2 separate regions of the Homo sapiens genome follow, and region 1 is linked to region 2. Evidence: read pairs that join two places in POLR2A ChIA-PET (ENCODE). Cell type or tissue: OCI-LY7. All regions are shown on one strand. Each heading gives the region's core, and the rest is flanking DNA. Links, peaks and the distances in the headings are about the cores only. Region 1 holds the start of CTPS2 (CTP synthase 2). Region 2 overlaps RBBP7 (RB binding protein 7, chromatin remodeling factor).

Region 1 (5,374 bases), core at 261-5,260, 150 kb after region 2:
GCTTTGCCACTCATATTAACTAACGTACCCTTGGTCAAGACATTTCACATCTCTGAACCTCAGGTCCCTCATTCTAAAAAGGGGATCATAACAACTGTCCTGGTTCTAAAAAGATAATGAAAGACGGAACTGTGGAAGGAAACCTTACATATGCGGCAGGTATTAAGTATTAGCACCCATACCAACCCATTTCACAAACATTCTTTCCCCTGAGCCCTCTGGAAGACTTGTTTATGCCTCTAGCCTTTTGACAAGGTGGTTCCTTGTCCCTCCCCTGGACCCCCCAACACCCATGGAGACCTGGATCTCCCCCAAGGCTACCCTGCTGAGTGAAGCGTCTGCTTATTTTCCCAGAAATTGACATCATTGTTCCAAGTTCCTTACTGCTTCCTCCACAACACTGTTCTTTCATCCTTGGTGGGGAGAAACTCCATTGTGTTTATTTTATTTTATTTTTTGAGATGGAGTTTCGCTCTTGTCGCCCAGGCTGGAGTGCAATGGCGCGATCTGGGCTCACTGCAACCTCCACCTCCCGGGTTCAAGAGATTCTCCTGCTTCAGCCTCCTGAGTAGCTGGGACTACAGGCACCCGCCACCGCGGCCGGCTAATTTTTTGTATTTTTAGCAGAGACGGGGTTTCACCGTGTTAACCAGGATGGTCTCGATCTCCTGATCTCGTGATCCACCCACCTCGGCCTCCCAAAGTGCTGGGATTACAGGGGTGAGCCACCATGCCTGGTCGTGTTTATTTTTTTAAATTAATTAATTGATTTTTTTTTTGAGACAAGGTCTCAGTCTGTCGTCCAGGCTGGAGTGCAGTGGCACGGTCATAGCTCATTGCAGCCTTGACCTCCTGGGCTCAGGCGACCTTCCTGCTTCAGCCTCCCCTGGGATGCATGCCAGCACACGTGATAATTTTTGTATTTTTTGTAGAGACAGGATTTTGCCATGTTGTCCAGGTAAGTCACCAACTCCTGGACTCAAACTATCTGCCTGCCTCAGCCTCTCAAAGTGCTGGGATTACAGGGGTGTGCCATGGCGCCAGGCCTCCATTGTGTCTTGAAAGGCACTGACATTTGTTCTGCAACCTTCTCCCTTTCCTTGTCACAGTCATCTATTAGTTTCAGGCTCACTACCCACCCCGCAACCCCAATTCTCTAAAGTTCCTTGACCTCGATTGACTCCTCCACCTCCTGCCATCCTTTTGGGACCCTCGATGTCCAACATACCAGCCTTGTGGGCACTAAACCCAAGGCCAGTGATGCCCATCTCACTTTTCTATTCCATTGTAGCTGCCACACCCCAAACTGTCTCATTTCCTGGAATATCCATTTGAAGGCCTGAACTCCAGCACCACACTCTCTGCTGCCAGTTTGCCAGTCCTCTCCTCAGAGGCCCTGGCCTTGGAGCCCTTCTCTCATCTGTCTCCCAGTCCATCAGCTCCCCGCTGGTTTTATTAACAGTTCCTGTCCTCTAGGACTAGAGCTCTGGCCCATCACTGCAATCGCAGTCTTTCTGTGCCCTCCACCTCCTCACCCTCTTGTCCTTCTATTCTATGCAAGCAGGAAACTTGGGTTTCATAACTAAGAGCTATATTTCTGTAGATACCTTGCCAGATTATAGCAGATTATAGCTGGACACCACTACACGATGATGGTTTCTAAACTCCACTAGGTCTTCAGTGACTCTTGTCTAACTTGTCGCTCTAGCATCTCACACTGGTTATGCGAAATTTCCACCACTTTCCTAAAACCTTCCATCTCACTTCAGACCCTTCTGTTGTCCATGTTAGCTTCCTTCAGTGGTTGGCTTCTTGCCTTCACCCGAAAAACCTCCTGTATCCGTTCCCAGCACCAATCATCCTCCAATACTCTTTTTTTTTTTTTTTTTTGAGACAAAGTCTCCTCTGTCACCCAGGCTGGAGTGCAGTGGCCTGATCTCGGCTCACTGCAACCTCTGCCTCCCAGGTTCAAGCGATTCTCTCTGCCTCAGCCTTCGGAGTAGGTGGGATTACAGGCAGGTGCCACCACACCTGGCTAATTTTGCATTTTTAGTAGAGACAGGGTTACACCACGTTGGCCAGGCTGGTCTCGAACTCCCGACCTCAGGTGATCCGCCTGCCTTGGCCTCCCAAAGTGCTGGGATTACAGGCGTGAGTCACCCGAAGAGTGACTTTTTAGAGTATTTGGGCGGGGTGCAGTGGCTCAAGCCTGTAATCCCAGCATTTTGGGAGGCAAGGCAGGAGGATCAGCTGAGGTCGGGAGTTCGAGACCAGCCTGGCCAACGTGATGTAACCCCGTTTCTGTTAAAAATGCAAAATTAGCCGAGCTTTTTGGCATCCGCCTGTAATCCCAGCTACTCCGGGGGCTGAGGCAGGGACAATCGCTTGAACCCGGGAGGCGGAGGTTGCAGTGAGCCCAGATCGCGCCATTGCACTCCAGCCTGGGCAAAAAGGGCGAACGAAACTCCGTCTCAAAAAAAAAAAAAAAAAAAAAGTCACTCTTGGAAGCCTTAATTGCCTTCCTCCCCTCACTGCACCCCCGCAACTCTTTGCTGCAGAAGTATTGTTCTAGGGAACCTTACTGGTTCCAACAGACGGGTGGACCTCCCACCAGACTGTGAGCTAGCTCCTCAAAGGCAGGCATTCTCTTTCCTTTTCCTTCTCTCCTGAGCGCTCCTGCAGTTCCTGGGGCGTAGTAGGGGATCCACAAGCGTTTGTGACCAGTGAAGTTCTTTACAAGGGTGAGATCTGCACGGGAGGACCCGAGCGAGGGTCTCGGCTTGCCAGGAAGCCGGGGTTCCCCGGGAAGCGTGGAGTTCACCCGCGCACTCGAAGTGCCTTTGCAAAGTGAGCCACGGGAGGGAGGAGCGGTCCCCGGGCTGGGCGAGGCCTGGGGCCCAGTGCGTCCAGAGCGGAGGGTGACGGGAGCTGCCTGTGCTGGAGGAATCACTTTTTAGGCGCTTGTTTTGGACCATTGCACAAACCCGGGTGCAAACCCCAAGCTCACCAGCGTGAGTGAGCTGGGCCAGCAGCAGGGAGGAGAGGGGAAGGTGGGCGAGGAGGGCGCCGCGCACCCCGAGGCCCGTGTGGGCGGTGGGAAGATCCCGGGGGCGGCTTTGGACAGCCCCGGCAGCGACCCCTTCCCCAGCCCGACAGGTGAGCGCCAGGCCAGCCGCGGGGTGGAGCCCGCCGTGCCCACCGGCCACCCTCCCCGGTGCTACCACCACCGCGCAGGTAACTTCCCTTCTGGGCCTGTCCCAGACCCCCAGGGCCTCGGCGCCCGGGCCATCCCTCGTCCCCAGGGCCTCTCCGCCCTGCACCCCCAGCCCCGGTGCACTTGTGGGGCCGGGCTCCTTTGTCCGCTCTCTGATGGCGCCGGCTCCCTGCCCAGCGCTGAGTCGGGTCCGGCCGCCAGCCCCGCGCTCGCAGACCTCGGCTGCCGGGTGTGGCGCGGGGACTGGGGAACGCTGGCCCGTGCCCAGTGCGGTTGGAGCCTGTCCCGCGCGTCCCCGGGACGCGCTTCTTCCCGCCTCCGCCCGCGCCAGCGCCCGCACCCGGATCCCCACTTCTCCCGGCCCTCGGGAGCCAGGAGAGCCCTGAGATGGCGTTGGCGGAAGTGAAGCCCCGAGCGGGGGTCTGCGAGGCTGGTGATCAGCGCCGGTAACATGGCCTTTCTGTCCTCTCCCCGGTCCCAGTGCACCCCTTAAACAACGACCCCCGCGTTTTCCCCGTACTAGATGGTTAGGGCGCATAGTGCCGAACTACGCTGCTGCTACAGAATAGCTTTTTTGGGGGCAACATAAAAAAGAATTGTATGTATGGTTTATATACAACAAAATGTCCCATTTTCAGTGTGCAAATCGACGGGATTTGACAAATTATACACTCCTGTAACCATTATCCCAAAGTGAACATTGACCATTTCCTTCACCCTGCAAAGTTCCCTGGTACCTCCTTTCTGTCAATCCACCCCAGGCCCCGCACTCAACCCCGGTTCTGATTGTTATCATAGCTTAGCTTTGACTGTTCTAGAACTTCATAGAACAAGATCATCAGGTAAGTACTCTTTTGTGTCTAACATTACTTTTTAAATGGCCATCACTGAGAAGGTGTCTCTGGGTGCTTCCGGTGCTTTTATTTGCTCTAGGCCTGCCTGGTCTAATGTGGGAGCCACTGGTCACATGTGGTTATTGAATACTGGAAATGTGGCAAAATCCGTACTGAGATGTGCTCTGAGTACAGGCACCTGATTTCTGAAAGCTTAGTACACAAAAAAGATGTCAAATATCTCACTAATACATTCTTACATTGTGCGTTAAAAGTGATAACATTTTTGGCTACATTGGGTTAAATAACATATATTAACATGAACTTCATTTGATTCTTTTTACTTTTTTAATATGGCTACTAGAAACTTAAAATTACGTACCTGGCTGTGTAATATTTTTTATTAGGTAGTGGAGACAGCACAGCTCTACACTGTGCTATCCTATAAACACTTGGTTCTGCTCACTGCATGTAAGAGTAAATGAAAAACTTGTCTTGACACCAGAAACAATCCTCAATGGAGGAAGTGATCTAAAACAGGGCCAGCCTTTCCCTGAACCTTTGAAACTTTGTTAAACTTACTTGTGTGCTTAAAAGAAGTAGAGGGCCGGGCATGGTGGCTCATGCCTGTAATCCCAGCACTTTGGGAGGCCGAGGTGGGCGGATCACGAGGTCAAGAGATCAAGACCATCCTGGACAACATGGTGAAACCCTGTCTCTACTAAAGATACAAAAATTAGCTGGGAATGGTGGCATGCACCTGTAGTCCCAGCTACTTGGGAGGCTGAGGCAGGAGAATTGCTTGAACCCGGGAGGCGGAGGTTGCAGTGAGCCCAGATCGTGTCATTGCACTCCAGCCTGGTGACAGAGCGCGACTCCAACTCAAAACAACAACAACAACAACAAAGTAGGAAGAATTAGGTGTCCCCTTGGTATTAAGTTGCATTTTTACAAAAGGTCTCTAAAATATCCAAGGTGCTTTAAAAAGGTATCTTGTGTTTTTGAAAAAACAGAAAATGAGCAATTGCTTATGTAGGGGAGGAAAGAGCTGATATCATAAGGGTCACGGCTGACAGCCTTAAACAAGAGACAGATTAACAAGAGAGAAGCATAATAATTTATTGAATCATAGGTTTATGTGACATGGGAGCCTTCAGAAATGAAAACCCCTTAAAGATGCAAGGGAAATGATCTGATTTTATGCTTGGAGTCCATGAAGCAGGGACAGATGAGCTAATGGAAATAGACTGAGTGGGGAAACCCAGCAAAGCCTGTCCACATTCTTCTTGGCCTCTCTGTTGTAGCGTTTCTTCCTCCCCAGTATGGG
Region 2 (5,374 bases), core at 188-5,187:
GAGGTTGTGTTTTAAGCAACTGCATTTTAGTTTGATCCAGGATTTAAGCTAAGTTTTTTTGATTCAACACTTTCTGTCCATACTACCTTGTAGAATTTCTTATTGGGAAATAAGAAACATCTAGTGTATAAGATATTTTTAGGTGGGAAGAAGATTTCTTTAGGTGGGAAGTTGTGATTTATGAGTGTGGGGATTGTTGGTGGATTCCTGTGTAGATGTTTGTCTGTGTTTACTGAGTTGGGCCTACCTTCCCCGGAGTGCTGCTCTATAAAAGGTAGTGTTCACGCTGATAATTGAGGCACAGGAGGATGGCTCTTTGGGAAAGAAGCAAGCCCTCTGCATGTTGTAGCTAGAATATTTTCTTATATTTGCATATGTGGGGATTGTAAAGTTGGTAACCAGAGGGGGAGAAGATACACAGTTGATGCTAAGTATATATTTGCTAAAGAAATATGAATGTATTTTGAGGGAACTAGACTGAATTTGTTAGCAATTGGAGATTTCTTGTAGGATTAGTGTGACTTATTTTCTTTCTTAAACAGACCTGAAGGAAAAGATTATGCCCTTCATTGGCTAGTGCTGGGGACTCATACGTCTGATGAGCAGAATCATCTGGTGGTTGCTCGAGTACATATTCCCAATGATGATGCACAGTTTGATGCTTCCCATTGTGACAGTGACAAGGGTGGTAGGTATATCATATATTCCAATATTGGTGTCAAAGGGAAAATGTCTCTTTCAAAGCATATGCTATTAAAACTATACTATTAGCTTTTGGCCCAGTAATTTAACTTCTAGGACTTTATTCTACAGAACTTCCCACCCACATGTGCACAAGGATTTTAGTCGTAATTGCAGAATTGAAAAATTAGGATCAACCTTGTAACCCAGATGTTGGTTCATAGAAAGTTGGTTAAGCACATGGTATGTTTGAAATACTACTCAGCAATTAATAAGAAAGGCCAGGTGCCATGGCTCACGCCTATAATCCCAGCACTTTGGGAGGCCAAGGTGGGAGGATTGCTTGAACTCAGGAGTTCAAGCCCAGTCTGAAAAACACAGACCTCATTTCTACCAAAAATTTAAAAAAAAAATTTTTTTTTTTAATGAGAAAAATCTGTAGGCACTGGTATAGGAAGGTATCCAAGATAAATTAAGTGACTAACTGCTATGTGTAATTACAGTATTCCACTTTGGTAAAAGTAATATGTGTTGGTGTGTGCAATGGGTATTTTTTGTTTGAGGAGAGAGGCAGTAGTGGTAGGGTTAATTCAGGAATCTGTTGGCTGCTTTTTTCTTTTTTTAATTTGTCAAACATATACTCTCCTGTTTTGGTATTCCCATGACCACCCCAAGTTTGGTGATTTTGCTAGGACTCCCAAGAGCAAATTATACTTGTGGCTAAAGTTTGTTACAGTAAAGAACACAAAAGCAGCAGGAAAAAGATGTACATCGGCAAGTTCAGGGAGGTCTGGCACAAGTCTTGTCCAAGGCCACACAGGATGTGTCTTCCGGCAGCAAACTGCAGGGACATGTGTGAAATATCTCTGCTCAGGGAAGCCTGTTTGGGTCTTGGGGTCTGAGGCTTTCTTGGGGGACTAGTTGCATAGGCACATCCTGCTGACAACCAGCCACAGCAACTGTAACTTGAGGACCCCAGTAATACAAACTGAGGACCCAGTAATAAAAGAAGGTACGTGTCATCAATCTTGATATCTGCAGAGTAACCCTGACAAACTGGTACAACGCGGTCCATTGCTCCAGGTGCACACCACAAAATCATCAGTTCATCAGTGACAGAAAGAACATTCTGAGGTGCATGTTCCCAGGAGTTAGCCAAGGGTCAGTAATAGGGTCCCAGTGTTCCTCAGAGACTCCAGGGCTAAGCACCCAGACTGCTGTATTAACTCTTTCTTCACAGTCCCAAATGGCTTAACGCTATTAGCACTTTCTAATATGTGCCTTAGGGTTTTTTTCTTATTGAAAATAAAATACTGGCCAGGTGCAGTGGCTATACCCATAGTCCCAACACTTCGGGAGGCCAAGGCAGGAGGAACGCTTGAGCCTGGGAGTTTAAGACCACTCAGGGCACACAGTGAGACATTGTCTCTATCAAAAAATAAAATTAAAAATCAGCCATGTGTGGTGGCGCATGCCTGTAGTCCTAGCTACTTGGGAGGCTGAGGATCGCTTGAGCCCAGGAGTTCGAAGCTGTAGTGAACTAGGATCACACCACTGCACTCCACCCTGAGCAACAGAGCAAGATCCTGTCTCAAAAATACTACATTCTCTAGTGTAGTGAAACTGCTAGGTTGTATGGTGTATTCATTGTCAACTTCATAGAAAACTATTTTCCAAAGTGATTTACCCAGTTTACTACTCCCACAATTTACTGTTCATTCCCCGACAACTGTATGCATTATTTCTTTAAATATTGGGGTTTTTTTGTGTTTTGTTTTTGTTTGTTATGAGGCAGGGTCTCGCTCAGTCGCCCAGGCTGGAGTGCAGTGGTGCAATCTCGGCTCACTGCAACCTCCACCTCCTGGGTTCAAGTGATTCTCGTACCTCAGCCTCAAGAGTAGCTGGGATTACAGGCGTCCACCACCATGCCCGGCTAATTTTTGTATTTTTAGTAGAGACTGGGTTTTGTCATGTTGGCCAGGCAGGTCTCGAACTCCTGGCCTCAAGTGATTCGCCTGCCTAAACTTCCCAAAGTGCTGGAATTACAGGCATGAGCCACCACTCCCGGCCTGAATATATTGTAATCAGAAATTTTTAAATGGCTTTTAGCCCTGAAGTATGTATTTACCGGGCTTGCAGTTTAACAGTCTCTGCATAATGATGTTAATATATTATTAAAGTTACACATCCAGTGTATTCTAACAAGTAGCTGAAATAATTCAGTTAATACCTTTGTTAATATTCAGTATATATATTTTTTTTTTCTTTTTTTTTTTCTTTTTTTTTTCGAGACGAAGTTTCGCTCTGTCACCCAGGCTGGAGTGCAGTGGTGTGACCTCAGCTCACTGCAACCTCTGCCTCCTGGGTTCAAGCGATTTCCCGAGTAGCTGGGACTACAGGCGCCCGCCACCACACCTAGCTGATTTTTTGTATTTTTAGTAGAGACGGGGTTTCACCTTGTTAGCCAGGATGGTCTTGCTTTCCTGACCTCATGATCCGCACGCCTTGGCCTCCCAAAGTGCCGGGATTACAGGCATGAGCCACCACGCCCGGCCAATATTGAGTTACATTTTTTAATGGATATTATCATTAAGACAGTGACTTTTCAAAATTTTAAGTTTGAGAAAACAAAACTCTGTGTTCAAAGTAAATCCTACTTGGAAGCCCCGCCCCCCCCCCTTTTTTTTTTAAAGGAGAGCTCTTCAGGTTGTTTTAGCTAAAGGAATCAGGAAACTTGAGTATCTTTGTAGCAGAAGGGTTAGAGCCACTGGAGTCCATGGAATGGGATGTTGAAGGTCAAAGTGGAGCAGATTTGGAGCAGTCTCAGGAGGGAGGAGACGATTGGATCAGGAGGGGTCTTAGCATGCCGAGGCACATTTCTTCCATTGACACCATGGAACAGAAGGTGCTACGAGGAAAAAGGATCCTTTTGCATGTGGTCACATGAGAGTAGTGGGTAGAGGAGCTTTGGAGTAATCGTGGATTTGAGATACGGTTTTTTCAACCACACTGAAATAGTAAGCTATGTTTGCTTCAGAGAGGAACGGCTAGATACTGATATTAAGACATGGAAGCGAGTGTTCATTAAGCATTCCACATAGAAGGAGCTGCCTGGAACTGAGAAATGGTTTGCTCCTTTTGGTGGTTGCTCCAGGCCCCGGTCTATTTTACTTCTTACCTGTCTGGCTCCAGTAGGCATTTGTGTTAGTTGTCCCTGACCTGAGACACAGGGTGAGCTAAAATGGAATGTGCAAAGAAAAGGCAATATAGGTCAGGAAGAATAACACAATTGTAATGTGAACCCTCCTATCTTTTTAAGCGTCAGCAACTAATTCAGGTTTTTTTATCTATGAGCACAAAAAAGAATGTTCTTGTTTGCTGTATTTGCTTAGATGTTCTCTACTTGTATTCTTTCTGCTAACATGTTGCTACTTCTTGGAAGTTACCGTACTTTTTATATGACTTTGTTACTTTACAAGGCCTTTTTCATGATTATTTAATACTATAGTCTTATTCACACACCAGATGGGCGGAGAGGTTAACCTTGGCACTGCACTAGCAGTTAAACCAAGTATGCTGGCAGGGCCAATGTATGTGTGTTTAGGGACAGGTAGGGGTTAGCGTGGGTTTCTGATTGATTTGAGGATGCTTCTGACTTCAGACTCAAAGGGTGTTCATACTGTGGAGGGTTAAAACCTTTCCTGTTTTGATGAATCCTAAAATAAGATGCTAATTCAGTGCAGTACTTACAGTGAGTTGTATTTGAACTAAAAAGCTATTGGTCTGCTTATTATATGGTTACTTGAAATTTCAGTGAATAACTATATCATCTTCATAACTGAAAGAGGACAGTTGTTTTAGATCCAAGGTGGAACTGAATTAAGTTGCATAAGGCAGCTACCAATATTTTCCAGTGCAAATGGGCTTTAAGAATAAATTGATGTGGCAAATGAACCCACATTTTTGGGTTTTCTCTATGCATGTTTCTGTCTTTGTCTTGTCAGTTTGTGTTGTATTCTGCCAGGTCAAAATCTGTTAGGTTGATTGAACTAAGTGATTTGTGAATTTTAATCCTGAGTGTGTGTGTGTGTGTTTCTTTCTCCTCACATTAGAATTTGGTGGCTTTGGTTCTGTAACAGGAAAAATTGAATGTGAAATTAAAATCAATCACGAAGGAGAAGTAAACCGTGCTCGTTACATGCCGCAGAATCCTCACATCATTGCTACAAAAACACCATCTTCTGATGTGTTGGTTTTTGACTATACAAAACACCCTGCTAAACCAGGTATGTAATAATAGAGTTAGGTCATTACTTGAGCAGTTTTCTTGATTCAAACTGGTAATGTTTTTAAGGTCAAAGTAGCATACTTTATAATATTTAAAGGTTTAAAAATTGCTTTGGGGGTCCCATAACCATCCTCAAGTTCAGGGATTTGCCAGAACTACCTAAAAGCAGCTTATACTAACAGCTAAAGTTTATTACAGCAAAGAATCCAGAGCAAGAGTAGGAAGAAAAAGATACACATCAGGGGAAGTCCAGAGGGGTTAGCTACAGGCGTCTGAGTCCTTCCCATCCAGGGCCACGTGGGACATGTTTTGTCTCTAGCAGCAAACCATAGGAACATGTGCTAAATGTCTCTACCCAGGGCAGCCCATTTGAGTTTCAGAATCTGGGATTTTTGTGGAGGTCTG

Evidence for each region. Peaks named below come from ENCODE experiments on the same cell type or tissue, not always from the same donor. Only the 100,000 strongest peaks of a DNase experiment are listed, where the experiment ranks them.
Region 1: POLR2A ChIA-PET joins it to region 2 with 14 read pairs; 8 of 35 experiments call an interaction of 5 or more read pairs at or near these places.

The regions. Positions count from the first base shown.
Region 1 is chrX:16,710,195-16,715,568 of GRCh38, reverse strand. CTPS2 (CTP synthase 2) reads left to right here and starts at 2,900. Exons shown (of 19, transcript NM_175859.3): 1 at 2,900-3,234. RefSeq lists silencers at 3,028-3,117, 3,178-3,447. In OCI-LY7, for the core only: no CTCF peak of the experiment used is centred there; DNase peaks (open chromatin) are centred at 2,898, 3,458 and 4,138; H3K4me3 peaks cover 3,010 bases; H3K27ac peaks cover 2,919 bases.
Region 2 is chrX:16,858,269-16,863,642 of GRCh38, reverse strand. RBBP7 (RB binding protein 7, chromatin remodeling factor) reads left to right here. Exons shown (of 12, transcript NM_002893.4): 3 at 543-688; 4 at 4,794-4,967. Among named protein-coding and RNA genes, the nearest start is that of RBBP7, 9.4 kb to the left of the region's middle. In OCI-LY7, for the core only: no CTCF peak of the experiment used is centred there; no DNase peak of the experiment used is centred there.